Linked DNA regions of Homo sapiens: region 2 is linked to region 1. The links are chromatin loops, found by intact Hi-C in ENCODE. Cell type or tissue: PC-3. All regions are shown on one strand. Each heading gives the region's core, and the rest is flanking DNA. Links, peaks and the distances in the headings are about the cores only.

What was found. Peaks named below come from ENCODE experiments on the same cell type or tissue, not always from the same donor. Only the 100,000 strongest peaks of a DNase experiment are listed, where the experiment ranks them.
Region 2: a loop joins it to region 1, with 2.9 times the contacts of the local background. A loop is called at or near these places in 2 of 110 quality-filtered maps.

The regions. Positions count from the first base shown.
Region 1 is chr10:77,303,056-77,309,021 of GRCh38, reverse strand. The region is part of intron 2 of KCNMA1 (potassium calcium-activated channel subfamily M alpha 1); the gene reads left to right. Among named protein-coding and RNA genes, the nearest start is that of KCNMA1-AS3, 45 kb to the left of the region's middle. In PC-3, for the core only: no CTCF peak of the experiment used is centred there; DNase peaks (open chromatin) are centred at 2,611 and 3,151; H3K4me3 peaks cover 352 bases; H3K27ac peaks cover 715 bases.
Region 2 is chr10:77,192,328-77,198,293 of GRCh38, reverse strand. All of the region lies in intron 3 of KCNMA1 (potassium calcium-activated channel subfamily M alpha 1), which reads left to right. Among named protein-coding and RNA genes, the nearest start is that of KCNMA1-AS2, 54 kb to the right of the region's middle. In PC-3, for the core only: no CTCF peak of the experiment used is centred there; a DNase peak (open chromatin) is centred at 2,963; H3K4me3 peaks cover 290 bases; H3K27ac peaks cover 1,541 bases.

The DNA of each region.
Region 1 (5,966 bases), core at 640-5,639:
CAGGGCTTTAAGAGCAGTAGGGAACAGTGAAGGATAGAGAAGCTTGATGCTTTGGAGCTCACAGGATCAGAGTTCAAATCCTGACTTGGCGGCCATTTTAGCTGTGTGGCCTTAAGCAATTCTCCAGCACCTTGAGCATGCTTTATGGGTAGGGGCTCAGTGTTAATTTGGGATTCTTTCTCATGAGGATCTCAAAGATAACTGTAGCTGGGTATCTCAGGGGAATATGGCCCACAGTTTTGAGTCCTCCAGCCTCAGACATCAGAGTAGACTCAGGGCAGGTAATGTATGTGTGATGGTGGACACACATTATCTGCATGGCGGTGGAGAAACCTGCACATGAGTGATCCCTCATGCTGCCATTTTGGTCATGTCTCAGTGTTAGGAAACTTACAGCTGCTTTGCTTCATTTCCTGACAAGGCGGCAGCTGGAATTGTCGACTTTGCTGTTATCTGGAACAGCTGCTGGGATTTAATAGTGCACTTAGAGGAATTACCTGGAATCACAGCAGGCATTATGAAATGGGAATGCATTTCTGTAAGCCCATCTAATGTTTGAGGGCAAGAGAGCAGGGGCTTTCCCTCCATAGTGAGTGAGACATAAAAGGGACTGGTTTGTCTGGGATGTTGCCCTCAAGATGAGCAATCATTTCATCTGGGCTATGCTCAGCATGGCACTCAGCTTGGGCAGTGTGTGAACTTCAGTGACAAGGTCTGCTTAGGGGACCTATTTTCAGATCAATTGCTCAAGAAAGCCACCATCTCTGGGCACCTGGGGAGTGACAGCCATCTTGGCTAGGACTCAAGGGCAACTCTAGATAGTTCAGTGCTGAGCCTGTCCTCCCACTCACTCCTCTCTGTTGGTCTGGCATCACCAGACTGGCATTTTCCTCTCTTCTGGGCCCAGTCAATTCACTTCTTTCTCTGATATTTAGTAGGTGCTCATCTACAGCACCTTGTCGCTGGGTATGCTGTGCTTATCTTAAGGTGGCTTAAAGTCTTTTTGGAAAACAGGTTAATGAACATGCAATTATTAGACAACAATGGCAGCCTAAGTTGTGATTCCAAATTGAATCTAAGCAAGGTAGAATGAGATGCTTCTCAACGTACAATGGTGTTACATCCTGATAGCCCATCATAAGTTGAAAATATCATAAGTTAAAAATGTGTTTAGGCCGGGTGCAGTGGCTCATGCCTGTAATCCCAGCCCTTTGGGAGGCCGAGGAGGGTGGATCACGAGGTCAGGAGATCGAGACCATCCTGGCTAACACGGTGAAACCCCGTCTCTACTAAAAAAATACAAAAAAATTAGCTGGGCGTGGTGGTGCGCGCCTGTAGTCCCAGCTACTTGGGAGGCTGAGGCAGGAGAATGGCCTGAACCTGGGAGGTGGAGCTTGCAGTGAGCCAAGATCGCGCCACTGCACTCCAGCCTGGGTGACGGAACGAGACTCCATCTACTGAACATCATGGCTTAGCCTAGCCTTAAACCTTAAATGTGCTCAGAACACTTACATTAGCTCATAGTTGGGCAAAATTATCTAACCCAACACCTATTTTGTGATAAGCGTTGAACATTGCATGTAATTTATTGAATATTGCACTTAAAGTAGGAAACAAAATGGTCGTATGGGTACTTGAAGTACAGCTTCTTCTGAATACCCATTGCTTTTGGAGTATTGTAAACTCAAAAAATCATAAGTTGAGCCATTGTAAGTTGGGGACTGTGTCTGCATGTACAGGGATGATATAAATGCCCTTGGAGCTTGGAAGAGGGAGAAATTTCTGAAGGCCAGAAGAGACTGGCTTTGGATGAGCTATGTAAAACCAAAACCCTTGTAGCCTTGTTGGGATTCAGGGAGCCATGCCCCTTCTGCTGATCTTGCAATTGATGACCTTTGAACTGAGGCAGTAGTAGAGCTTGGGTTAAATTAAAGGAAAGGGATTCTACCTCATGTGTTCTTTTGCAAGTTGAGAGTGTCAACTGGTCTGGGGATGACTTGAGCTGCGTGTGCTATGTTGCACTGGTGAGGTGGTCACTTGACCTCGTACCAATACTGGCTTCTGAGTGGCTTCCAGGTATTGACCTTGGCTAATGAGATTGGATTCAAAGCATTTGCAAGTGCCAGTAGGTCAGTGATCACCATTATCTACTGTGCACCTCCTAAATGCCCTGCCCTTTTTGCGTAAGCTGGGTCTGACAGCCCTAATCGGTCCTACCTCCTAGATAGCACTGTGGCCCATTTATTCTTACCTAGTTCAGGCCACCATCACTTCTTGTGTAGACAACTGCAATAGTGTCCTACAAATCTGCTGACATTCCCTCCTAAACACCCCCTCTCTGTCAAATCCATTCTTCTAACTGCGGCTGGTAGAATCTTTCTAAGATGGTTTTCTGATCATGTTAATTCTTTTCTTAAAACTCTTCATTTATTTCTATTGCACTTGGAAGAAAACCTAATCTTATTATATCCTATATGTGTTGTCTGACCCAGAATTTTTGTCATTCTTTATTTGATACTCATGTGGCTCAACTGCAACAGCAGCAAACAGCTGGGCTCTACCCATGTGGATCCCTCTACTTGGAATGTCTCTCCTCTTCTCCCTTTCCCCACCTTTTGCTTAGCCTCCACTTACTCATCCTTCTTGGGCATCACCCCTACCAGATCAGGTTAGCTGCTCCTGTTCCACAGCTCATAGCTTGCTGTACTTTCCCTTTGCATTCCCTAATGAACCCCCATGTGTTATCCATGTAGTTTTCTGTTTAGTGTCTGTCTCCTCTTTCCCTTTCAGGGACCCTTGCAAGGTCCCTGAGGGCAGAGACCACCCCCATTTTGTTGGCTACTGCTCAAGACCTAGCACAGAAGCCTGCAGCTCAGCAGGCTCTCAGGGCATGTTTGTAGAGGCAGTGGCTGCTTTGGGGTTTCCAGAGCTTCCTTGGGAGGTTTCTTCTGTGTGTCCCATTGACCAGAGCACCACTGGGGGTGAAGTGAGCCCCAGACATCTTTAGGTTTCCATCTTTAGGTGAGCTTTATGCCCAGGCACGTAGCAGAAGAAACTGTTTCTACTCATAAACCAAGCAAATTTATAGTGGAAATCAGTGGGAGAAAATAAATATGAATCCCCATGATGTCATTTTATGGGCTGCTTTATAGATTGTAATCACCCATTTAGAGTTTGCAGGCTATTAATTTTGTTTGCGCAGAGCCTCAGGACTCTTGGGGACAGAATTTACAGGGCTGTGGTGTCAGACACGTGGTTCTAGGTCTTAAACCCCTGAAAGGTTTTGGAAAGAGAATGACAGGTAGCCTATGGAGCAGCTGGGGCTTAGGGCTCTTTCCTCTAGCTTTCCTCCTGGACATAGTTTTAAAATATTTGTTCACTGTTTTATCATCTTAATTTTACCCTAGTCTTCAGGCCTGTCCTTTCCGTAAGCTAGGTGACTATGTGGGTCTTGCATTAAACCTTTGGTAGAGAGAGCTCCCCTCTGAGAACCTGAAGAGATGTAAAGAGGAACAGCACAAGGTCAGAGAGAACTGGGTAGAATCCAGCTCTACTCCTTGGCTTGTGATCTAGAGCCAATTTTCATTGTTGTTGTTACTTTTTTCAACCTTCGTTTCTTTCTCTATAAGTTGAGACCCATGCCCTCAACCTCAAAGGGTGATTATAAAGATAAAGAAGAGGAAATAGGAAAAGCATTTGGTACTCAAAATGAGTTATAGTTCATAAAATGACTATGACGATTGCTGTTTTAAGGTAAGCTGATAGAGTGGGAACACAGTGGAAACTAGGAGTCAGGGCACCTGGTCCCAACCCTGTCACTGATGTGCTGGGTGATTTTGGACATACTAGTTAGCCTCTCTGGTCCCAAATTCTTCATTGGTGAAATAAAATGTTTGGCTCAAAAGATTTTCAGACATGGTGCTTCTCAGTGTGGTCCATCGACCACCATCCCCTGGAGACTTGTTAGAAATGTAGATTCTCAGGTTCAGCCCCAGCTCTCTTGGCCCAGCAGTCAAAATTTTAACAAGCTCTCCAGGTCTCTGGTGGGCATAGTGAAGTCTGGGAAGCATTACCTTGGTTCTAGCACTCATGTCCGATATTGACTTCCCAAGCAGCAGTCACCTCTGGAGCCTTCCTCTTTGGGGTCTTGGACCGCAATGGCCTTTGGCAAGGAGTCTCTGCTGGATCTGTGCTGCACACGGGGTGTGGGAATCTCTGGGCAACCAGAAGAGCAGTAGTAACATCTTTAGGTAACTGAAGTCAATCCTGCCCACTGGGCAAATATTAATTGGTTGCTCAGGGCTGCACTGAGTTCAAATACTGAGCCACTCAGGGGCTTCGAACGACCAAGATCAGGCAGTTTTCAACCTGTGATCCACTTTTGGTAGATTTAAGGCAAAAGCAAATATTTTTTGCCATTTTTTCCCAAATTATTTTACCATTATGGCACGTGTTGCTCCTGCCTAGGAGATGCATTCCCCAGAACCAAGCAAACAAGAAGAAGGTCCTCCTTCAGTGGGCTGTCATCGATCATTCCCCGTTCCATGGCCACAGGACTGACTGCTGATGAAATCTAAAAGACCAGCTTGCAGAAGGCATGGAAATCCTGGGGTTAGGGGCCCCTCTGCTATGGAGGTATGACTCACAGTGGGTCAGGGAACCTGAGTGGGATCATCCCTGGAACTCAGAATCTCTAAGACACACTTATTGGCTCTCTATAAGCAATAACAGATGGCAAGATAATATTATTCTTCTAATCTTTTGCTAAAAACATTCAGTCATTTCTCAGGGGCCTCCCTAGTAGAGGAAGACACCTGCAGGGTATCTCATTCTTTCTTGTTCTCATTTTCCCTTCTACCATTTTCCCCTTAGTATATTTCTGGCCCTATGTGCAGGAAATCAGGTAGCTGAGGTGTGGTTTAAGGGACCCATTGTGGTTCTTATGGCCCATCAACACAATTCCTTCGTGTTGGCCTGCAGTATCCATGTTTGTTACCCTTTTGGGTCAAGGCATGAAAACATCTGTCCACAATGCCAGTCTTACCTCTGATATCAAAGATAGTATCTGAGACGGGTGATAAACAAATTTAATGTGAAAAGCTGATGATGTTTTGAAGTCAGTAGAGGACGGAGCTGACAATGAGCGTCTTGCAATGAGTCTGTTCTCAATTTCATTGCTGATAAAGAGAAACAGTGTAGTGTGGTGGCGAAGAGCACAGACCCTGAAGCAAGAATCCATGGGCTCAAATTCTGAGTCTTTAAGTCTGTGGCCCAAGAATTCACATTTCTAACTGACTTCCTGGGTATGCTGATGCTGCTGGTCTGCAGGTCACACTCAGGGTGGCAAGGTCAGGCAAGGTCAGAGCACAGCATGGGAGGGACTGTGCTGCCTGTAGTACACAGTGGAAGGTGGAGGAAGCCCAGGGGTGACATGGCTTACTTATATCATCTATGAGTTTTTTGTTTCCTTTAGGAAATTTACTGAAACATTCTTCATTGCAAAGTATAAAAACAAATATAAAATATTCAATGGGTATTAGAAAATCAGGTATACTCTGTTTACCTATGGGTTTTTCTAGAATGGGGTTAAGGGTGGGAAAGTGATGGGAGACTTAAGTAGTAGAAGTCTATCAGAGGCCCCTTCAGATTAGGAAATGCCCTCAATGGGCTTCAGTATCCTTTATGAGATAATGCATAAGTGAGTGGACCCTGAGGAGAGGAGAGAAGAACAAGACCTTCCCCTAAGGACTATACAAGACATGTACCCATGGAAAGATGGATGCCATGATACAGTGACCCTGTGAGACAGTACTGGTGGAGTCAATATGAATAATGGGAGAAGGAACATTCACTTCTGTCCACTCTTCTAAATGCCATCGTAAATGAGCTCATTTAGTGTTCAGAGCAGAGTAGGTATTATTATTTCCACCTCAAACATGGAGAAACTGAGGCCAGAGAGGTTAGTA
Region 2 (5,966 bases), core at 291-5,290, 110 kb after region 1:
GCCTTGAGAGTCATCATGAGCTCTGTAACCAAAGTGTTAAGGATGTTGGCACTTAACTGTCTCTTATTTATCTGACCCGCTTCAGCTCTGCTTCTATAATGAACTGTAACTACAGGAAACCATGGTGTGTATCTTTATGTAACTGATGCCTTGTTTCTCCTGAATTTTCACAACATCTTAACAATTATGGTTGATGTTAAAAACTCTCATGAGGTTATTTGTTGAAGTGAAATACATTATAAAAATACATGCATATGAAAGGATGGCCAGGGAAGCCATTTCATTGAGTAACGGCCAGTTCTGTCCTCACCTTCCCTCTGTCTCGCCCCTCCTCGTCCCCAAAGCTGCCTCTTCTCGCGTGTAATGCCAGCGCTCTGTACAGTGTTCTGTTTAGAGTGGTTTGAACATTTTTCTGCCTGTGTCTCTCATTGCTGAAGTAACTCACCTCTCTCATATCGACTCTTACCCAGGAGCCGCACTGCAGACTCTTTGATGTAGGTCCTTTCTGCATGGCAGCTAAGGCCAAGCTGTGGTTTTCATTTGCATGATGCAACCTCCCCCTTTCGGTTGTCGCCTCCAGGTTAACCAGATTCTTTTCCTGCACTGCCCAAGCATGTTGACGTGCTTTCCCCGATGGCCCTGAACGTGGTGAGCACTGGACGCATGCATGAATTAAAGCAGCGAGCATTCCAATACACTGAAGCACTGGGCCTGAGGCTTCTCCTGGATCATCCCTGTGGGCCCTCAGTTTGCTGTGATATCACAAAGGCCACCATGTCCCTTGAAAATTCAAGACTAGGACATTGGAAAAGAGAGAGATAAATCTCCCGTTTTTAGGTTTATGCTGAGCAAAGACTAATGACAAATAATTAGAAGCTAGGACCAGTTTTCCAAGTAACAACCTACCTGATCATCAGTCCTACATGTTCCTGACTCCACCTGGGTGTGCACCAAGTGACCAGGATGATGATACCCTTTCATGTCTTTCTGAATAATGTTACCTGATTTGATTTTGCTTAGATCTAACAAATATCTAAATAAAAAGATATACCTTTTAAAAGCACTTCTTGGGCTAAATGCCTCAGGAAATGCAATTATTGATCGTTTTCATAGTGTTTAGTAAAACTATTAATTCAACTTTAAAAGAAATGAAATGGTACTACTAGGAAGAAATATCGCATTTGTTAAAGCATGTTGGCACTGCATTCAACATCATTGATTAGTAAATTGTGATCATTTTCTCTCCTTGAAATATTTTTTTTTTGCCTTAGGGCTGTCTAATGACTTACTTTAAAACTGCTTTCTTTTCCTTATTTTTTTTAAACTTGTATACTTCTTTCTTGTATTCTCAGAATGGACTTTTATAAAACACAACTGTCAGGATCTGTTTTCTCACTGCATTTCTTTTTTTGTCATTTCAAATAGATACTTTGCATTTTAGACATGCCTTGGTTGTAAGCTGAGAAAAATGAAAGGCGAGGCATTCCAAGCTGTGATAATCCTAGGGTAGGAATAACAGTTCCTAGACAATTCTTGATGATACTAGCTTGTCAGCATCCCTTAGCCCAAGAGTAGGCACTAAGCAGTCAGAATGAAACAAAGCCGAATGCTTCTTATCTTATTTTTAGGTTTTCTTCATGAAATCTGATCTTCTACAATCTGGGGGCTTAGTAGATTGAAGCTCTTCCCACAGTCCTTTTTCCTCCTATTCTATTAACCATATCCCATGTATTATATTGAAATGGACTTTGCTTAGAATTTCATAACATGTTCTTTTGGTAACCAGTAAAAAGATCCTTTGAATGGGAGCATTTCGCTTTTTGAAAGGAGCTTAAATGTAATTACAGTACAGACCTGTGCAGGCAGGCGATCCTGCCCAGCACGTTGGCATATTCTCACTTTATGAACGTTTTCATCTGGGGGCTTGGCGAAGGAAACATCTGATTCTCTTTTGTGAGATTCTTCAGTACAGAGACCCATTCCTCTTTCCCAGAAAAACACAGTGATTCCTCATAAAATGAAAGGATTTCTGAAGCCCAACAGAAAGTGGGGATACAGAGATCCATTCACAGAGACAGAAGAGAAAATCCTAAGAAATCGGCTTCCTGGGGCCATCCTAGGCCTCTCACAGAGATGTTTTTATAATGATAGGAATAACATCTCTAGAGAAGTTCAAAGATAGGACAATAAAATTAAAAGAAGGGCCTGCAGGAGGAAGCAAGGAGAAAGACACTTCACCCCACTGAGCAGGTAATTCATCATATTTCTTTCCAAATTTATACCCAAAAATCTAGTGGATGTCATTGATATGGTGGAAATAGCTATTTATTATTATTTTTCTTTTTTTGAGACAGTCTCACTCCGTTGCCCAGGCTGGAGTGCAGTGGTATGATCTTGGCTCACTGCAACCTCTACCACCCGAGTTCAAACCATTCTCCTGCCTCAGCCTCCCGAGTAGCTGGGACTACAGGTGTTCACCACCACTCCCAGCTAATTTTTGTATTTTCAGTGGAGGTGGGGTTTCACCATGTTGGCCAGGCTGGTCTCGAACTCCTGACTTTAAGTGATCCACCTGCCTCGGCCTCCCAAAGTGCTGGGATTACAGGCTTGAGCCACCATACTCAGCCAGCTATTTATTATTTCTGAAACATGGGCAGGGGAAACCTAATTTTGATAAATAAATGATTTTCAATGTTAATTAGAAGCAAGAAGGAAAGAAAAAAAAAGGAAAAGAAATGTTCCAGGAGATGAGACATTACTTTCATGAAGTTGTCAAGAAGGAAATGAAAAGTGTGCATACTTGAAGATATGATTGTATAATCATAGGGGTTAATAAGTCATTGCCATTTTCCCTATTAATGATGACAGTTTGTTTTAAAGGTAACTCATCCTGTCTGATTTTCCATGGTGGTGTTGGTTTCTACTGCCCAGGTCCTTTATGACATTCCTAAGGAGTGACTCTAGCCTTGTACTCAGCAGACCCATGACTTCTAATCAGCAGCATCTCAGACACTCCGTTTTGGCTGTGAGGCTGCTAGGCTCTCAACAAAACTCCTAAATAGGAAAACTTACAAAACTTCCAGGCCTTAGCTGTCAGCCAAAGACGGAGCTAAGACACAGCTATTTTATTTCCTTGTGCAATAAAGGTATAATTGTCTTCTATGCCAGATGTCAGAAAGACTTCTACCAGGTCTTTCTCTGTGTGTTCTTAAAAAAAATCCTCAACAACAACAACAACAATAACAACAACAACAACAACAAAACTTCAAGATGTTAGAAATAGATATAAGCCATTATAATTATCCTTCAGCATCACATATAAATTCATGTGTAACTTTAAACAAGCTGGTGTCCTTGTGGTGACTATCTATGTTATGTGACATTGTTTTCTGTTCGTCAAAGTGAAGCAGCAGATAAATGGAACAACTGTTTTTTAAACATAATTATTTTTTTTTCCAGATGTTCTCAGGCTTCCTACATTCAGGATCAGCAAGTCTTCAGCATTGGTACTCTTTGTTAGTGTAGACCTTGAGTGCCCTGCTGAGGGGCTTGTGTGCCATTCTGCTTGAGTGCAGATGTGCCAAGAGGTACAAGAGTTGGAACTGTAATAGACCTCTTAGGCTACTGGCTGAAATACTAAGGTTCAGAATAAGAAAGAGATACGTCTCAGGCATCTCATTATCCGCAACTGTCAGTCCGGAACTCAGAACAGGCTGGTTCTAGCTGTCGATTCAATAGTTTTAGCTTCTGTACTCCAAATCCTTACAGGTAGACCCATAGCAAGGTGCCATTGCCAGGGTCATGCCATCCAGGTATGACAGGACTATGTCAAAGCCAGGTAGGAGGGCAAGAAAAGGGAGTATAAGGCATAAGTTAAATAGGGGACTGGTGAGATGACCAGGGGAGGCCCAAAGAGTCCAAGGCAAACATCTGGAGAAGGCTCAGACAGAATTTTGAAGTCTGCATCTAGTAACAGCCCAAAGAAGTCCCACAGTGATTTGACAGTCTGTTATGCTATGGGAGTACCAGCCTACCTGCCCAACCGTGCCCTGATTGGCCAGCCTTTGGCAAATAGAGAGCTCTTCTTTTCTCTTAGGAGCCTCTGCCATCCCCTGTATGAATATGAGGGCTTCTTATTTGGGAAGCCTTGATATGAAGTGCCTTGAAACTGTACCCTGAGCTACTTTCTCTAGGATGCCCTCTCTTTCAGAAATGTGAGCTCCAGGCTGTTGCTCCCCAATGGCTAGGGGTTGTTGGCTATCCCTGGTTATAGATTATTGTTTATCAGCCTCCTAGCACATAGGTGGCAATTTTAATATCCAGAAAAAAAAGGCATAGGAAGCAGAATGTAGTGGTTACATGAATAGTCTATTCTTGTTTCCCTAGGACTAAATTCCTGTAGATGTGAGAGGAGTATGGATCCAGGGGTCAGAGGTTCCATTCCCCATGCCAGCATTTGTGTCTAGATTCTCAGCTCTCCATTCAGACCTGGGACTTCTCTTCTCTTTCCTTTCCCCCATTTCTAATCACCTCATCTAGGCTGTCCTGTTTTGTGAGTGGTCCCAGAGTGGGGTTGGGGTTGGATGGAGAGCATATATTTGTGCTGGGAGGCTGGGGATGTTTGTGTGTACACGTTGTGTGGGTGCCCACCCACATGAACCACTCCATACCTATACATGGCTCATTGACCCTGCCCTCGAAGAACTTTCACTCTGTCTTCTGGTATATGTGCATAAGTGCATATGCATTTAGTGCTATTTGAATCACCTACTCCATCCCATTCCTTTTCTAGATAAATAAGGGTTCCCTAAAAAAAAGGGATGGCTAGAATCAGTGGAGGGAGTGGAACGAGTGAGTAGAATTGGTCAGTCATGATTCCTAAGACAGTTTAGTGAAAACTAAAATCAAGCAATACTTGTTTGGAAAGACTCTGTTTTATGTAGTAGCTTAGCTCTGATTTATTACATAGAAGTTGCTGGCAAATATGAACACTAATTCTACTCTGGTAACAACTGTGATTGAAATAATTGTAGTCTGCAGATAAGCTGGAGAAAACAAGCATTAGTGGGTAGGTTGTCTTGGACATCATTCCAAAAGTGTAACAGTGAAAAAGTACGTGCTCTTAGAGAAGAAAACTTACAAGAGATATTTACAAGACATATGACTGGTTCAGATCTCTGCCTCTTATGTAGATCCGTGCTAAGCCAACCAGGCAAGGAAAGCTCTCATCTCTAAAAAAAAAAACTAGGAAAAAAGGAGAATAACAAACTCCTGTGGCCACTCATTAAAGTGACTTATGGCTTTCTCTGTCAAGAAATCTTGGCTAATTATTTAGCATTTATGAGACTGTGTGGCTGCCTTCATGGAAATATAATTTTCACTTTTTCTTCTTTAATACTCTATAGAATTATACTAGGCATTTGTGAAATCTTACAGTAGCCCAATGCACAGCCTGTTGGGCATTTGGATTACAGTGCAACACCAGATAAAGAGGCAGTAAAGCAGATACAAATGAAAAAAATAGAAACAATTGATCCTATCAGTTTTTGTTCAGTTGAATGATTGCCTTTTGGGGGCATTTTCTACAAACAGTTACTATTATCACTATTATTATTACCTTAGTTTTGGAAATTACTATCACTTTTGAGTGCTGAGTCATCTGATTCAGTCTTAGAACAACGTTGGGAATTCGTAACCTTATCCCCAGTTTACAGAAGAGAAAACAAAGACTTGAAGAGGTCAAATTATTTGCTTAAGATCCTATAGCTAGGAGGTGATAGGGCTGGAACTTTAGCTCTTCCATTGAATTCTAAAACTACCTAGCTGCCAACCACTTTTGAGGTCAACTTGTAATGCCCGTATTTTGCTTTTGCTATACCTATCTAGGTCTATCGTGGATAAGAAATATGGAATGAAGATGGGAAAGGAGACTCTTAGTTCAGATATAATATTGAAGTCTTGTTAGA